Regions from separate parts of the Homo sapiens genome. Here region 2 is linked to region 1. A link is a loop called in an ENCODE intact Hi-C map of the cell type or tissue named here. Cell type or tissue: OCI-LY7. All regions are shown on one strand. Links, peaks and the distances in the headings refer to the core of each region. The heading gives the core; the rest is flanking DNA.

Evidence for each region. Hi-C counts contacts between places; a loop is a spot of excess contacts. Peaks named below come from ENCODE experiments on the same cell type or tissue, not always from the same donor. Only the 100,000 strongest peaks of a DNase experiment are listed, where the experiment ranks them.
Region 2: a loop joins it to region 1, with 7 times the contacts of the local background. A loop is called at or near these places in 2 of 110 quality-filtered maps.

The regions. Positions count from the first base shown.
Region 1 is chr10:114,549,190-114,552,113 of GRCh38, forward strand. The region is part of intron 4 of ABLIM1 (actin binding LIM protein 1); the gene reads right to left. Among named protein-coding and RNA genes, the nearest start is that of ABLIM1, 110 kb to the right of the region's middle. In OCI-LY7, for the core only: CTCF peaks have their summits at 1,676 (motif pointing right) and 1,875; a DNase peak (open chromatin) is centred at 1,692.
Region 2 is chr10:115,416,672-115,419,595 of GRCh38, forward strand. The region is part of intron 20 of ATRNL1 (attractin like 1); the gene reads left to right. Among named protein-coding and RNA genes, the nearest start is that of ATRNL1, 320 kb to the left of the region's middle. RefSeq lists a silencer at 1,097-1,196. In OCI-LY7, for the core only: CTCF peaks have their summits at 1,197 (motif pointing left) and 1,401; a DNase peak (open chromatin) is centred at 1,180.

The DNA.
Region 1 (2,924 bases), core at 169-2,668:
GCCTGACTAATGTGGTGAAACCCTGTCTCTACAAAATACAAAAAATTAGCCGGGCATGGTGGTGCACGCCTGTAATCCCAGCTACTCAGGAGGCTGAGGCAGGAGAATTGCTTGAACCTGGGAGGCAGAGGTGCAGTGAGCTGAGATCATGCCATTGCACTCCAGCCTGGGCAACAAGAACGAAGCTCCGTCTCAATAAATAAAGTAATTAAATAAATAAATAAAATTACCCAGCATAAGCCCAAATGCTGTGAAAACTCCTCCAAACTGCACCCAGAGTGGGCTCACAGTTCCTCTGGCTTCCCTCTTGCTGCAGCTAGTTTAACCCGTTCTTTTTCTTTTTTTTTAATGACAGGTGTATTTCTGGCGATCTTGGACAGTGGGTGTTCACATAACCTTGAGATCCAGTAATTATTTTATGTCTAAGATTTTATTCTACAAATATATTTGCAAAAGCACATATGTGCATGCATATGTTCCCTACAGCATTTCTCTAATAACAAAAACTGGAAATAGGCTATATGGACCATCAGTGAAGGGCCAGTTAAATAAATTATAGTATAGTTGATAATGGAATACTATGGGCTGTTCAAAAGAACGAGGCAGATTTGTGCTCTGGCATGGAAAGATGTTCAAAATAGATCAAGTAAAAAAAGCAGGCCATAGAACAGTAAGCATAGCATAAGCTCATTCATAAAAAAGTAGTAAAGAAAATGGTGTGTGTGTCCTAGTCCCAGAATAGAACATTTCTGGGGGAAAACATTAAAAATTCTTAAGAAACTTCCCTCTCTGGAGGAGGACTTTACTGTTTAACTTCACATCCTCTGTGTTGTTTGAATTTTTAAACCATGATAATGTAAAAAATTTGACTATTTATAAAATTTAAAAATATAAGTTCTGAATATTGCAAATTAGAATTTCTTAATGTATGGCCCATTATCTAGTACACATATGAGTGTGTATTAGATGGTCATATGCATATGAGTGTATATTAGATGGTCATAAAAGATTAAGCATTTTTTTAAAAGCTGGGGTTTATATGAATTCCAACATCTGACCAAAATTTTTATAAAAGGAATCTCACATCTGGTAGTTTACTATAAAGATAAAAATGGAAGGCCACGATATTAGTTTAAAAATATAATTTTTAAAGTTTAGGAGCACAGTATGGATGTAAGAAAACTGATAGTTTTTTTTAAAAAAAAGACTACTTTTAGAGCAGGTGTAGGTTCACAGCAAAATTGAGCAGAAGGTACGGAGATTTCTGATACAACCCCAGTCCCTCCCCGTGCACAGCCTCCCCCATTAGCAACATCCCCCACCAGAGTGGAACCATTGTTATAATTGATGAACTGACACTGACACATCATGATAGCCCAGAGTCCACAGCTTACATTAGGGTTCAGTCTTGATGTTGGACATTCTGAGTTTGGACAAAGGTAGTAATGACATGTACCCGCTCTTATAGTATCATACAGAGTAGTGTCACTACCCTAAAAACTCTCTGTACCCCATCTATTCATCCCTCCCTCCTCCTAACTCCTGGAAACCACTGATCTTTTCACTGTCTACATAGTTTTGCCTTTTCCAGGATGAAATGGACAATTTTTTAATCCAAGTCTAACTGAAATTTTTCTTTATTCTTCTAATTACATAATTCCCACTAGGTGGCAGCAAAGATTTTAATAATAAGGAAGATGCTGTTCAATAGAATTTTTAAAAGAGAAAATCAACTTTCAGAGATGGCTTTTCATTTCTACAAATGACAATGGATGGGCTCAGGGAGGTTGACAGAGCTGTTTGCAGTCTCTCTGCTGCACCAAAAGTGAGGTCCAGGGAGGTGGATGGTGTGGGGAAGGTAGGAGCAGCATGGGCATTGGTGTCAGGAAGACTCGGGCAAGTTACTCTCTCCGAACCCTCATTTCTTCATCTGTAAAATGCGGACAACAGCCATTGCCTAGGCTGCTATCAGGAAGAAAAGAGATCATGCACTGTAAAGTGTTTTGCATAATACAATGCTTGGTACATGTGAGCCACTCAATAGACTCCCTTTTTCCTCGGTTAGGAGCAGTTAGGTCTTGGGCTCTTTACAACCACCTCAGTGCCCAGACATCCCAGAGCTATGAAATAAGCAAAGACACAATTTGAAAATAAAGACCACTGTTAGGGGATAGAAAGTCTTGAGGGCTTGGCCTGCAGCCAATCAGAGGCTGAAGCGGAGTTACACTCTATACAAATGAAGGACTGGCCCACGGCCAATCAGAGGCTGAAGCGGAGTTACACTCTATACAAATGAAGGACTGGCCCATGGCCAATCAGAGGCTGAAGTGGAGTTACACTCTATATAAATGAAGGACTGGCCCAGGGCCAATCAGAGGCTGAAGTGGAAACTTGACCTGCAAACAATCAGAGACTGAAGTGAAAGATTGGCCCATGACCAACCAGAGGCTGAAGTTTTCCTTTTGATTTAATTCTAAGAAGTCAACTTCAGATTCGCCTTAGGCTCCCAGTCTCTAGACCCTATTTTCCTGCCTCACCACTATGATCATTCTGCACTGAGGGCTTTCTAGAATCAGGTACCACGTGAGGGCTTTGTAAACATGGTACCATTTAGTTTTCACAATCATTCTAGTCAAAGTGCCTTGCAGACTGGAAGCTCTCTGACTTCACAGGTGGTATCTATACCATTGAGCTCCTCCATGCCCTGCACGGTGCCTCATGGGGGACAGCCACTCTACATGTTTTATAGAAAAATATTCACTGAATGCTTACCAGCCAGCTGGTAAGGTTGGGCTGCAAATAAAGGCTAAGGTTAGGCCTCCTTCCTGCCAATCCCTATGATACACATCAAGCAAATCAACAAAGAGCACCTCCTAGATAAGGGAATACCAGCCCACGTGAGAATCCTGACCCGAAGTATTCTG
Region 2 (2,924 bases), core at 154-2,653, 870 kb after region 1:
TAGTTTAGAGAAAATAAAATTTCAACCATTCCTTTGTAAAACTTATACTGTGTTGAAGGTAAATATATTATAGTAATTTTCAGTTCAATATATGATTATGTAATTTGAATAAACCAAATATTGTTAACAAAAAAGAAAATGTTATAACTTTCATATTAGAGAAATGAGTTTGTATCCTTGAGCTTTTTAAGTCAATATCTCAGTATTATCACTTTGAAAACACTTGAGGGAGAGTGATACCAGCAAGATGGCAGAATAGGAGATAACCTACTAATATTTCTTCACAACAACAAGAACTCTGCACTTATCTACTGACAAAAGTCACTGGCAGGAGCCTCAGGAGTCAGGTAGGAGGGTGTGAAAGCCCACTGGAGCCCAAGGCCCAAAGAGGGTTGTTTTGAGAATGCAGACTGGCACCCAGGTAATAGATGCATTAATTTTGCTTCCAGGTTCAAGCCCAGAAATGGCCCTGATCCCCAAGGGATTTGACTACAGCCCTGTTTGGCCTTGAGCCTGCAACTAAAATCATCTTCTAAGGGGTCTAGGAGCAATCATGTGTACTAGTGTAAGAGACTTGTTTGCCCACTGATATCAGTCTCTGCAGTGAACCTAGAAGTAGTCCTGTGGCTCGACTCCAGCCCTCTACAGTTGAGTTCCCAGCACAGAACTGCTCACACAAAACCCCAGAGGGAGACTTGCCCATATCCTGCAGATTGTGAGTCTGAGCCTCCTTGATAGGCTTGCCAAACTTATCTTTCAGTAGTACCCAGGTTGTCATCTCACAGCACATCCTGAGGGATCCAGTCTGACCCCCAGCTCCCCCCACTGTAGTCAGGTAACTATCATATCTGTGCAGGGACCTGCTAGGAGATGTGCAACCATCTGAGGAATTGAGGTGGGCTATCCAACCTTTGTCCCACAGTAGATCCTGAGGGGACCCAGCCTCAGATTTGGCCCCTCCTGCTGCAGTTGGTGACATATCTCTCACCTGTTCAGAGACCTCCTGGGAGGCATGATTGTCTGGGGCACTGGGATAGTCTTCTGGGCTAGGTTTCCTGGCCAGCTTTCCCACACAGCCCAGTTACCCTCCTTGGATCTTCCCTAGGTCCATCTGCCCTGCAGAGCCCTGCCAACCTTGGAGCCCTCCTGAGACTTGTGGCAGATATGGGCTTAGACTGCCCTCTAGTGTTTAGGGAGTTGCAGTGGTCATGGGCTCAGAGAACACAACAGTCAGTCCCCTTAGAAACTCTGGAAGGCCCTCTGAAGAAGGATGAGCAAAAACAAAACTAGACTAGGAAGACTGGAATAAACACCTGATCTCTCAGTGCACACACATTGTTGCATGTCCATAAGCATCAAGATCATTCAGGGAAATCTGATCTCACCAAACAGACAAAATAAGGTGCCAGAGACTGGCCCTAAGGTGATGGAGACATGTGGTCTTTCAGACAAAGAATTCAAAATAGCTGTTTTTAGAAAGTTCAATAAATTTACTGAAGCTCAAACTTCAGTAAAATTCAGAGAAGCAATCAGAAATACATGAACAAAACTTAAGAGATTGAAATATTAATAATAAAAACAAATGGAAATCCTGGAGGTGAATGAAATGAATGAGTGAAATGAAATACAATGAATGAAATAAAAATGGAATAGAGAGCATCATCAGCACAATAGATCAAACAAAAGAAAGAATTAGTGAGTTCAAAGGTAGGCTATTTGAGAACATAGTCAGAGGTGAAAGAACCAAAAGAATGAAAAGGGCCAAAGAAAGCTTACCAGATCTGTGGGACAACATCAAAATAACACATTTGTGTTATTAGAATTCAAGAAGGAGTTGAGAGACAAAGGGGCCAAAAACTTATTAAAAATAATAACAGAAAACTTTTCAAGCCTGGGGAAAGATGTGAATGCCCAATTATAGCAAAGTCAAAGGTCACCAGATTCAATCCCAATAAGAATACCACAAGGCATGTCACAATTAAACTCACAAAGATCAATGACTAAGAGAGGGTCTAGAAAGAAGTGAGAAAAAAGAAGCAAATAACATTTAAGAGAGATCTAATATAACTGGCAGCATATTTCTCAGCAGAAACCTTTCAGGGCAGGAGGGAATGTGACAATATATTCAGAATGTGGAAGGAAACTACCTGCCAACCAAGAATACTATAGGCAGAAAAGGTGTATTTTAAAAATGAAGGAGAGAAGGACTTCTGCAGACAAACAAAAGCTGAGGGAATTAATGGCCACCAGACCAATTCTGCAAAAAATGCTGAAGAGAGCTCTTCAAACTTAAAGAAAAGAATACTTACATTGATTGTTAGGCTAATACTGTAATTTTGTTGTATAAACCACATTTATCTTTGTATAAAGAATGAACGACAAAACTATAAAAAACTACAATAATTTGTTAAGAGATAGACAATATGAAAAATATAAGCTGTGACATCAAAATTCAAAATATGGAAGGATAATGAGTTAAAATGTACCATTTTTGTTGTTTTCTTCTTTCCTTTGCGATCAAAATTAAGTTTTTATTGGTTTAAAATAACTTATTATGACTATAAGATGTTTTTGTGAGTCTCATGGTAATGAAAAAGCTAAAAGCTATAATAGATAACACTAAAAAAGTAAGGAATAAAACACATTACTAGAGTGAATCACATAACCACAAAGGAAGCCTTTAAGAGAGGAAAAAAGGAAAAAATATCTAGACAACTAAAAAAGAAGTTACACAATCGTGATAGTCATCCCTTACCTATCAATAACTACCTTGAATGTAAATGGTTGAAATTATTCAGTTAAAAGAGAGGCTGAACGGATAGAAAAATATGACCAAACTATGCTGCCTACAGGAGACTTACTTTACGTATAAAACAACATGCATAGATTGAAAGTAAATGGATGGGAAAAGCTATTTCATGGAA